Regions from separate parts of the Homo sapiens genome. Here regions 1 and 3 are each linked to region 2. The links are chromatin contacts, found by Hi-C or POLR2A ChIA-PET in ENCODE. All regions are on one chromosome and are shown on one strand. Each heading gives the region's core, a stretch centred on a gene start or an enhancer-like site at or near the end of the contact. The rest is flanking DNA. Distances are from core to core; before and after follow the strand shown.

The links. A loop is a pair of places that touch in the nucleus more often than their neighbours do. ChIA-PET counts read pairs that join two places held with the same protein, here RNA polymerase II (POLR2A). Pooled maps may share reads with other maps.
Region 1: a map of naive thymus-derived CD4-positive, alpha-beta T cell shows a loop between it and region 2 (6-fold over the local background). The contact joins the promoter of ZNF165 here to the enhancer-like site in region 2. A Hi-C loop is called at or near these places in 1 of 168 maps with a recorded cell type or tissue (naive thymus-derived CD4-positive, alpha-beta T cell) and 5 of 50 pooled maps. POLR2A ChIA-PET finds 5 or more read pairs at or near these places in 1 of 52 experiments (activated B cell).
Region 3: a loop to region 2 is called in a pooled map, with 2.8 times the contacts of the local background. The contact joins the promoter of ZNF391 here to the enhancer-like site in region 2. A Hi-C loop is called at or near these places in 1 of 168 maps with a recorded cell type or tissue (CD4-positive, alpha-beta T cell) and 1 of 50 pooled maps. POLR2A ChIA-PET finds 5 or more read pairs at or near these places in 3 of 52 experiments (HEK293, activated CD8-positive, alpha-beta memory T cell and activated T-cell).

The regions. Positions count from the first base shown.
Region 1 is chr6:28,079,264-28,081,963 of GRCh38, forward strand. It overlaps ZNF165 (zinc finger protein 165), which reads left to right and starts at 1,305. Exons shown (of 4, transcript NM_001376491.1): 1 at 1,305-1,707. RefSeq lists enhancers at 761-830, 1,631-1,750.
Region 2 is chr6:27,771,298-27,774,131 of GRCh38, forward strand. No RefSeq gene overlaps it. Among named protein-coding and RNA genes, the nearest start is that of TRQ-CTG6-1, 19 kb to the right of the region's middle. RefSeq lists an enhancer at 1-361. Within about 2 kb of position 1,319, at least 6 of the 41 ENCODE cell types and tissues checked have a DNase peak (open chromatin) inside an H3K27ac peak, as active enhancers do.
Region 3 is chr6:27,387,339-27,390,038 of GRCh38, forward strand. It overlaps ZNF391 (zinc finger protein 391), which reads left to right and starts at 1,421. Exons shown (of 3, transcript NM_001076781.3): 1 at 1,421-1,737.

The DNA.
Region 1 (2,700 bases), core at 55-2,554, 310 kb after region 2:
CCGGCCCACTAGTGTTAAAAAATAAAAACAAAAGCAATAATCTGACAGATAGAGCCAGGGAGGGCTATGAAGAGACACTTCTCAGGCTTGTATGCCTCATAAGAAAACTATCACATATGACTGCAAAACCCATCTTACACCAAAAATACCTCTGCAAGGACATCCGCCCAGCAACTGTTTGTCTAACCTCAGACTGGTGTCATCCTCGTTACCGATCTTTGTAGTCAAGAATAATGATTTCAAAACAATTAAATAATCCTCCCCATTCTTCCTTTAAAAACCTTTGTCTTCCTTTACCTCCCTGAATAGAAACATAGTTTACTCTGGCACGTCTATTCTTATTGCAATTTCCTATTCCCGAATAAACTTTTTTTTTTTTTTTTGAGATGGATCCTTGCTCTGTCGCCCAGGCTGGAGTGCAGTGGCGTGATCTCAGCTCACTGCAACCTTCACCTCCTGGGTTCAAGCGATTCTTCTGTCTTAGCCTCCCAAGTAGCTGGGACTACAGGCGCCCACCACCACACCCAGCTAATTTTTATATTTTTAGTACAGACGGGGTTTCACCATGTTGGCCAGGCTGGCCTTGAACTCCTTGTTAAATACAGTGAGTTCTAAATTTCTCTTCAAAGAATCAGTATGTCAGTATGTTCAATTCTTTGTTCTCCATTTTAAACTTTAACTTCCTCATTTTCCTCGTCTCCTTGCCTCTAGTTTCAGTAAACAACCTTTTCCACCAGTTCTAATCAGTAGTTCACATCTGTTCCCCTGGTGACCTGCTCCGTCCTGAGTCACCCCTGGTCACCTGCTCTGACCTGAGTCACCTTTAGTCACCTGTTCCGTAACCGTCCTTCCCACTGAAACTGCTCACCCTACCACTCCGGCTCATACCCCTGCTCTCTTTAAAATAGCCAATCGGAATTAACTTAGACTGTGCGGTCCAACCCTAGCCAGTAGGGGAACGACACAGCACTAGGGACTACCTGCGTCAGGGATAAGAACCCCTTCCCCTCCCTTGTTCAGGTGTGCTCTCGCCATTGCTCCATCCGTGAGACGCACCCTTCTATAGAAGTAAATTGCTTTGCTGAGAAAATGTGTGCTCGAGTGTGTATCTTTTTCTTCTTCTTCTTTTTCTGAGACTGAGTCTCACTCTGTCACCCAAGCTGGAGTGCAGTGGCGCGGTCTCGGCTCACTGCAAGCTCCGCCTCCCGGGTTCAAGCGATTCTCCTGCCTCAGCCTCCCGAGCACCTGGAACTACAGGCGCGTGCCACCACGCCCGGCAATTTTTTTTTTTTTTTTTTTTTTTGTATTTTTAGTAGACACAGGGTGTCACCGCGTAAACCAGGATAGTCTCGATCTCCTGACCTCGTGATCCGCCCGTCTCGGCCTCCCAAAGTGCTGGGACTGCAGGCGTGAGCCACCGCGCCCGGCCAACGTCATTTTCTTTTCAGGAGTCCCTTCTGTTATTTAGCAAGACACACTACTACAATGGAGAAAAAAGATGCCCCCTCCTTCAAGCCCTGAGATCTTCAGGACTTTGGCGAAAAGTCTGCGCCCGAAGAGACCCAGGAAGGATTCTTGGAATTGTAGTCCAAAGGCATCCCGCCTTCTGCGCAGACTCACAAGTCCCTGTGGACGGAATTCTTGAAGTGTAGCGCCGCTCAGTCCTTCCACCGGAAGTGTCCGATCGGAATCAGCCCTGTCCGAGAGGTGAGTCCGGGTTTGGGGATCCAGATGTCCAGCCCCGTGTCCCCCTCCAAACATCCAGTCCCTCTCATATTGCCTTTGAAATTAGCAGCCTCTGGGTGACCAGACCTTGGCCCTCAGAGGAATCCCGGAGAAAGGTAGAACCAGCTTCGGCGTTGGGAACGCAGGCGCGCTTACGCATTTAGTGAGGGTTTGGCGGTCTCCATAGTTACCGCCGCCGCGCGTGACGTCATAGTGGAGCGCTGAGGGCTTGGTGGCGTGGGGTGGGGGCTGTCCTACTGATCCTGAATTTGGGGTCACTGGTAAGAGGAGTTGCCCATTCCAGCCAGGTGGAACGGGGAGGGGTGCCACATGTCTCAGATCTGCCATTGTCTGCGAAAAGAAACTGCTGCGAGGACCATCCCCAATCCCCTGCTTCCCTTGGGAAGAGTAACCGCCGTTTTGTAGGACACTTGGGGACAACCCCGCTTGTCCTGAAATTTATTGACACGGTAAATAGTATTTCCTGTGTGCCGAGGATGCAGTTAAACCAACACTGACCCCCTGCCCTTGAGAAACACAAGGTACTATGGGAGCCTTTACCAGCATGCCCCTTGAAGTCTCTGTTCTGCTTTGTGGTCTCTACCGGATTTCCCCTGACTGTCTCCCTCTCCACCAACAAAACTCTCACCCGTCTTCCCCTCCCGCAACATGCCCACCAAGACATGTTCATCCATCAGGAGCCCTGCTCTTTAACCTCCAACTTTCTCATCATAATTAATTACTCGTTCCTCTCTGTTCTCCTAGCGTTTCTTCACACATCTGCTTACCCATTTTTGTAAGTCCTCCTAACACAATATTATAAGGCACTAGATGCTCAATCAATATTTATTAGTTTAAAGCTACCAGCTTTAGGGGGACTCGGTTTTAAATAGATGAGAAGTGATAAAACACCTGGAGATAGTACTGTCAGCTGAGATAACATGTCATAGAACCAGCTGCTCAGCATAATTGAAA
Region 2 (2,834 bases), core at 69-2,568:
GGGCAGAGTCGGCTGGTCTTTTCTCCACAGGGTGTCAGCTGGGGAATCCACTTTTAAGCTGGCTCACTTGTGTGGTTAGCAAAGTGGAAGTGGCTTTTGCATGGGAGCTCAGCCAGTGCCATGTACTAAGGGCTTTGGTTCTTTTCTCTGGAGGTGGATGACCTGACGGTACACAACTTAGGCTGCTGCACTGGTGTTTATTATGGTCATTCACTATGAAGGAACAGTGGGAGGCGTGCATATCTTTCAGAACTGCACATTGATTCCTGGAGAGGGATCTTGGGTTGTGGGACTTTCAGCTACATGATTAGGGAAACACAAGCCACAGTGTAATGGGGCATGGAAAAAGGCATATTATGCTAACATTAGTCAAAAGAAAGCTTGGAGTAATTTTAATTTCAGACAATGTAGACTTCAGAGCAAGGAAAATTACCAGGAATAAAGAGTGGCATTATATAATAATAAAAGGGTCAATTCTTCAGGAAGATATAACAATCCTTAAAGTGTATACGTTTGTGATGGGCTAAACTGTGTGTACCCCTGCCCTGCCCCCCATAAATTCGTATGTTGAAGTTCTAACCCCCAATATATCAGAATGTGAACATGTTTGGTGACAGAGTCTTTATAGGGGTGATTAAATTAAAATGAGGTCATTAGAGTAGGCTCCTTCCTCCGTCTCCCCCCTCCCATCCTTTTGGATTGGGGTCTCACCGTTTTGACCTCATTCAACCTTAATTACCTCCTTAAATGCCCTATCTCCAAATACAGTCACGTTGAGATTAGGGGTTTGGCACAGGAATTTTGATGGACACAGTTCAGTCCACAACAACCCCCATCCCTAAATTTACTTAGCTTTAAAACAGATACAACCGGCAAGACAACACAACATGAAGTGATTAGCTGACAATGTGGTGCAGCCTCTGGATGCTTAAGGTGATGAAAATATAATTAAGCCTGTCTGCATAGGTTCGAACCTGCCGGCTACAATCCTGTCCCACGTATTGACAGTTGTGAATCTCCCGCGGTGCATTTTCAGACGAGATCGGGCGCGTTCAGAGTGGTATGACCATAGACCCGCAGTGCATTTTCAGCCTCCCTCCTGGCCTATACCCGTCATGCAGACACTAACCAATCCTTAACCAACCTCATCCTGGCCTCTTGATTTGTAGAGTCTTCGCTGAGGGGAGGAGGGCCTTACTCGTGATGTGTAAGAAGAGCAGCAACCAAAGGCTAACGTGAGAGTCACTTTTCAAAGCACCTTTTCAGCAAACAAGAATCAGCTGTCGAGTTACCAGCTCCTGTGGCTCCTTCCCCGCAGTCTCCACCAGGCGGCGCGCCCCAGGAAGCCGGACGCCTGCTACCGCGGGCCGCGTTTCTTTGTGCAAACTCAGCAAGGCCTGGCAGCCTTGGAGAGCAGGCCTTTAGCAAGCCGCGGAAACGCAACTGGGTGCCAGGGTTACTCGTTGCATTTGTGGTGGGCAGAGCTTCCTCCAAGCAGTCAGAGGAAAGCTCTCTGAAGGTGTGTAATTTCGTTTGGTAATTAGCATATAATTAGGTCTTGGGTAGGGCATGGGTCAAATCCAGCGCCACGTTGGACTCAGACGGTTTCAGACAGCTTAGCCCTCATCCTGTTTATTAGGGTCTTATCAGCCCAAGCTCTTCCTTGTCCTTGTAGCTAATTTTAACAGCTCCTTTAGGAGCTGTTAGGAGCTTAGGAAAGCTCTCCGACTGCTTGGAGGAAAGCTCTGCCCATGAGACTGCTCGGAGGAAAGCTCTGTCCACCACTACAGCGCTAAGGATATCGCCCAAGCTCTTTGCTAAATGTCTCTTGGGAAAAAGCTCCTCATGAAGCAGGTAAGACTGATTTGTAGTTTAATGACCTGCAGGTCCCCACATGAACACGAGGAAAGGGACGTGCAAGGCAGTGTTGAAGAAACATCAGCAGGTCTATTTGAGGTTCTCACCAGGTATCTTTCCTGATGGTGGGATGGGAACTTGGGGCCCTGTTGTAATTCCAGATCTGGGAAACTGCTGATTTCTCCTTCCCCCCAACTCTCCATTCCATCTCCTTACCACTCTCGTTATGATAATTGTCCCATGGTGCATTAATTCTTTTCCAGCCTTGTCGTTCAAACACTTATGTTTCCTGTAAGTACCATTAACAGCTTCTCTTGAACTGGTTTCTCTAAAAATTCCTCCTTTACCTTTCTTCTAAAGTGTCGGATCCTTTACCTTTCAAAAACGAGGAATAGGTCTCGTGGCTCATGCCTAGCGAGACCTCATCTCCACAAAAAATAATAATAAAAAAATTAGCCAGGTGTGGTGGTGTGGGCCTGTAGTCCTAGTTACTGGGGAGGCTGAGGTAGGAGGATCACTTAAGCCCAGGAGGTCAAGGTTATAGTGAGTTATGATCGTGCCACTGCACTGCAGCCTAGGTGACAGAGCAAGACCCTGTTCCCCACCCTCTGCAAAAACAAACAAACAAAAAAGCATCCTGATAAACATAGACATGAAATTGAAACATACAGGTGAAGGGTCACAGATTTATGCCTCAGTCTTCTCATCTGTAAGACAAAGACAGCCTCATCACTTTTAATGAGGTGAGCGAATGAGGGAGGAGACCACCCCTCATATTGTCTTATGCCCGATTTCTGCCTCCAAAGAAAGAAGAAGTAAAAACTAAAAAGCAGAAATGAAATCCACAGGCAGACAGCCCGGCGCCACGCCCTGGGCCTGGTAGTTAAAGATTAACCCCTGACCTAACACTGGTTATGTTATCTATAGTTTCCAGACATTGTATGGAAAAGCATTGTAAAAATCCCTGTCCTGTTCTG
Region 3 (2,700 bases), core at 171-2,670, 380 kb before region 2:
CAATTCAATGCCTAGGTGTATACCCAAAGAATTGAAAACAGTGACTCAGATACTTGTACACCAATGTTCACAGCAGCATTATTCACAATGGCCAAAAGGCAGGAACCACCCAAGTGTTCAACAAGAGATTAATGGATAAACAAAATATTATGTATGTATATTTATACACTGTTTGTGTATAAACACACACATATACACGAAGGAATATTATTTAGCCATTAAAAGGCATGAAGGATACATGCTGCAGTATGAATGAACCTTGAAAACTTTATGCTAATTAAAAATAATCCAGACATAAATAGACAAATATTGTATTATTTTACTTATATGGCATATCTAGAACAGGCAAATTCATAGAAACATAGTGTAAAATAAAGGTTACCAGGGACTGTGGGGAGCAGGGAATAGAGACTGCTCAATGGGCATCTTTAGGGATGACGAAAATGTTCTAGAATTAGATAGTGACGGTGCTGTTGTGAATACGCTAAAAACTTTACTGTATGACTTTAAAATGGTAACTTTAATGTTGTGCATAGTTTACCACAGTTTGAAAGTGTTTTTAATTTTTAAAAATAGGAAATGATAAAATTAGACTTTATCTAATTCTTTCCAGCTTTATAATTTGGATCCTGCTCCTTTGTACTTCATGGCTCATGCTTTATACTTACTTGATGTTTCTATGGTACTTGTGCACAGCTGTCATGTATCAGACCTGCAGTTTTGCACATGCTTTCCACTCTTCTAGTTCCTCAACTATTTGTAAGGTTGCCCTCCTTTATGTTTTCCATTAAATCTTCCATTAGTCAAACCACTCCAGTGTCCCTCGTTCCATAAGTTTCCCCTGCTCTGAACTCCCAGGGCACATTGTGCAACTTCATTACCTTATATTAAAATTATCTGGAATTTTAAAAAATCTACTAGATTAGGGTAGTGTCCTGATTTTATTCATTTTTTTCTTTTGGTGAAATTTGAGACATGTCTTGCATTTAACAGTATTTAAGCAACTAGATTGTGCAACGGAGCCAGTTTCTCCAGACAGGCTGGAGAGACCACTTGCATCAGAATCATCTGGGGTGCCCCTTGAAAATGCAATGTTCCGGGCCAACGAGTCAATCTCGGAGTGTAAATCTTGTGAAGCTGTATTTTAACAAGCTCACTTGGTGATTTATTTGTGTACGCTATTTAAAACTCTGTGAACCACCGGTCTAGGCTATACTTTGCAGTGTATTAAGGTGGTCTTCGGCACCTCTCGCAGACCCCCTTCCTCTTGCCTCTAGCGCCAACCTCTCAGCCTCTCGCATACCAGGGGAGGGGCTTTGCAAAACCTTCCACGAAAGTGAATCCCAGCACAGCCCTGCTGTAGCTGGCTCTCAGGCGCAAGCGCAGAGCTGCGACCGCTGCTGATACGTTGCTCAGTCTCAGTGTGGTCTCTGTTTTGCAACTGGTCGTCCGCGTCAGGAGACTTAGGTCCAGGCGACTGCCCAGACAATGACTGGTCCCGCATACCGAGCAGAGCATGATCAGCAGCAGTCTGAGTGGAAGAGTGCCTGTGATCTTAGGGAACCTGATGGGCGTTGGAGCAGCGGTTCGACGCATGGGTTTCTCTTTAATCCTTCCGACTTCCCCAAGCCCAGCGCACTCAGGTTCCGCTCCAAGTGCGGGACCCGCCCGGGGTGTGTCGGGGGTACTCGGCCGGAGGCGGCCGGTGAGTGAGGCTTACAGGGCCCCGGGACCAAGGTGGGTGCTCTTAGAGGTTCTGGAAAGCGGAAACACGGGTTCTTCGAAGGAAACGGGCGAAAGGGTCGCGTGTGGTTTGGCTGCAGGTCGGGTCAGGAGGCACCTCCACGGTTGGGACGCCGCGTGGCGTGGGGTCATGAAGCCCCCAGCGCTCGTCTCACTGGCGGGCCAGCCTAGTCCCTCTGCGGCAGTGACAGCCAGTGGTTTTCCCCGGGTGTATCCCTGGGAGATGAAAAAGAGCAGGGTTGCTCCCTGCTTCCCCTCTAGCTGGGCGAGGGAGGTCTTCGGTACTGGGGTGTTTCCCAGGTGCTTACTGAGTGCAGGCACTGCTCCAAGAGTTTTTACCTGCATTAACTCATTTAATCCTTGCATCAACCCTATGAAGTAATGTACTATTATTATGCCCATGTTACAGATAAGGAAATTGAGGCACACAGAGATGAAGTACTTGCTTGGCCGGGCGCAGTGGCTCACGCCTGTAATCCCAGCACTTTGGGAGGCCAAGGCGGGCGGATCACCTGAGGTCGAGACCAGCCTGGCCAATACGGTGAAACCCGTTCTCTACTAAAAATACAAAAATTAGGTGGGAGTGGTGGCGCGCGCCTGTAATCCCTGCTACTCGGGAGGCTGAGGCAGGAGAATCACTTGTACCCGGGAGGCAGAGGTTGGAGCGAGCAGAGACCACGCCACTGCACTCCAGCGTAGGCAACAAGAGTGAAACTCCGCGCCCCTCCCCCCCAAAAAAGAGAAGTACTTGCTTGAGTGCCAGTCCTTAGTTTATGTTTCTGATGATGAAGGTTGGTACTTGAATAAAGTAGTTGTTAATTATTTGTTGTGGGTGTATTGACAGTTACTGTGGATCATTGAGTTTGTGCTTTATGTGTGAGTTTGTGCTTTGAGCCAATATCTGGGAACATTGTTACCTGAAGATCACCTTTGGTAGGACAAGATTTTCTCTATTCT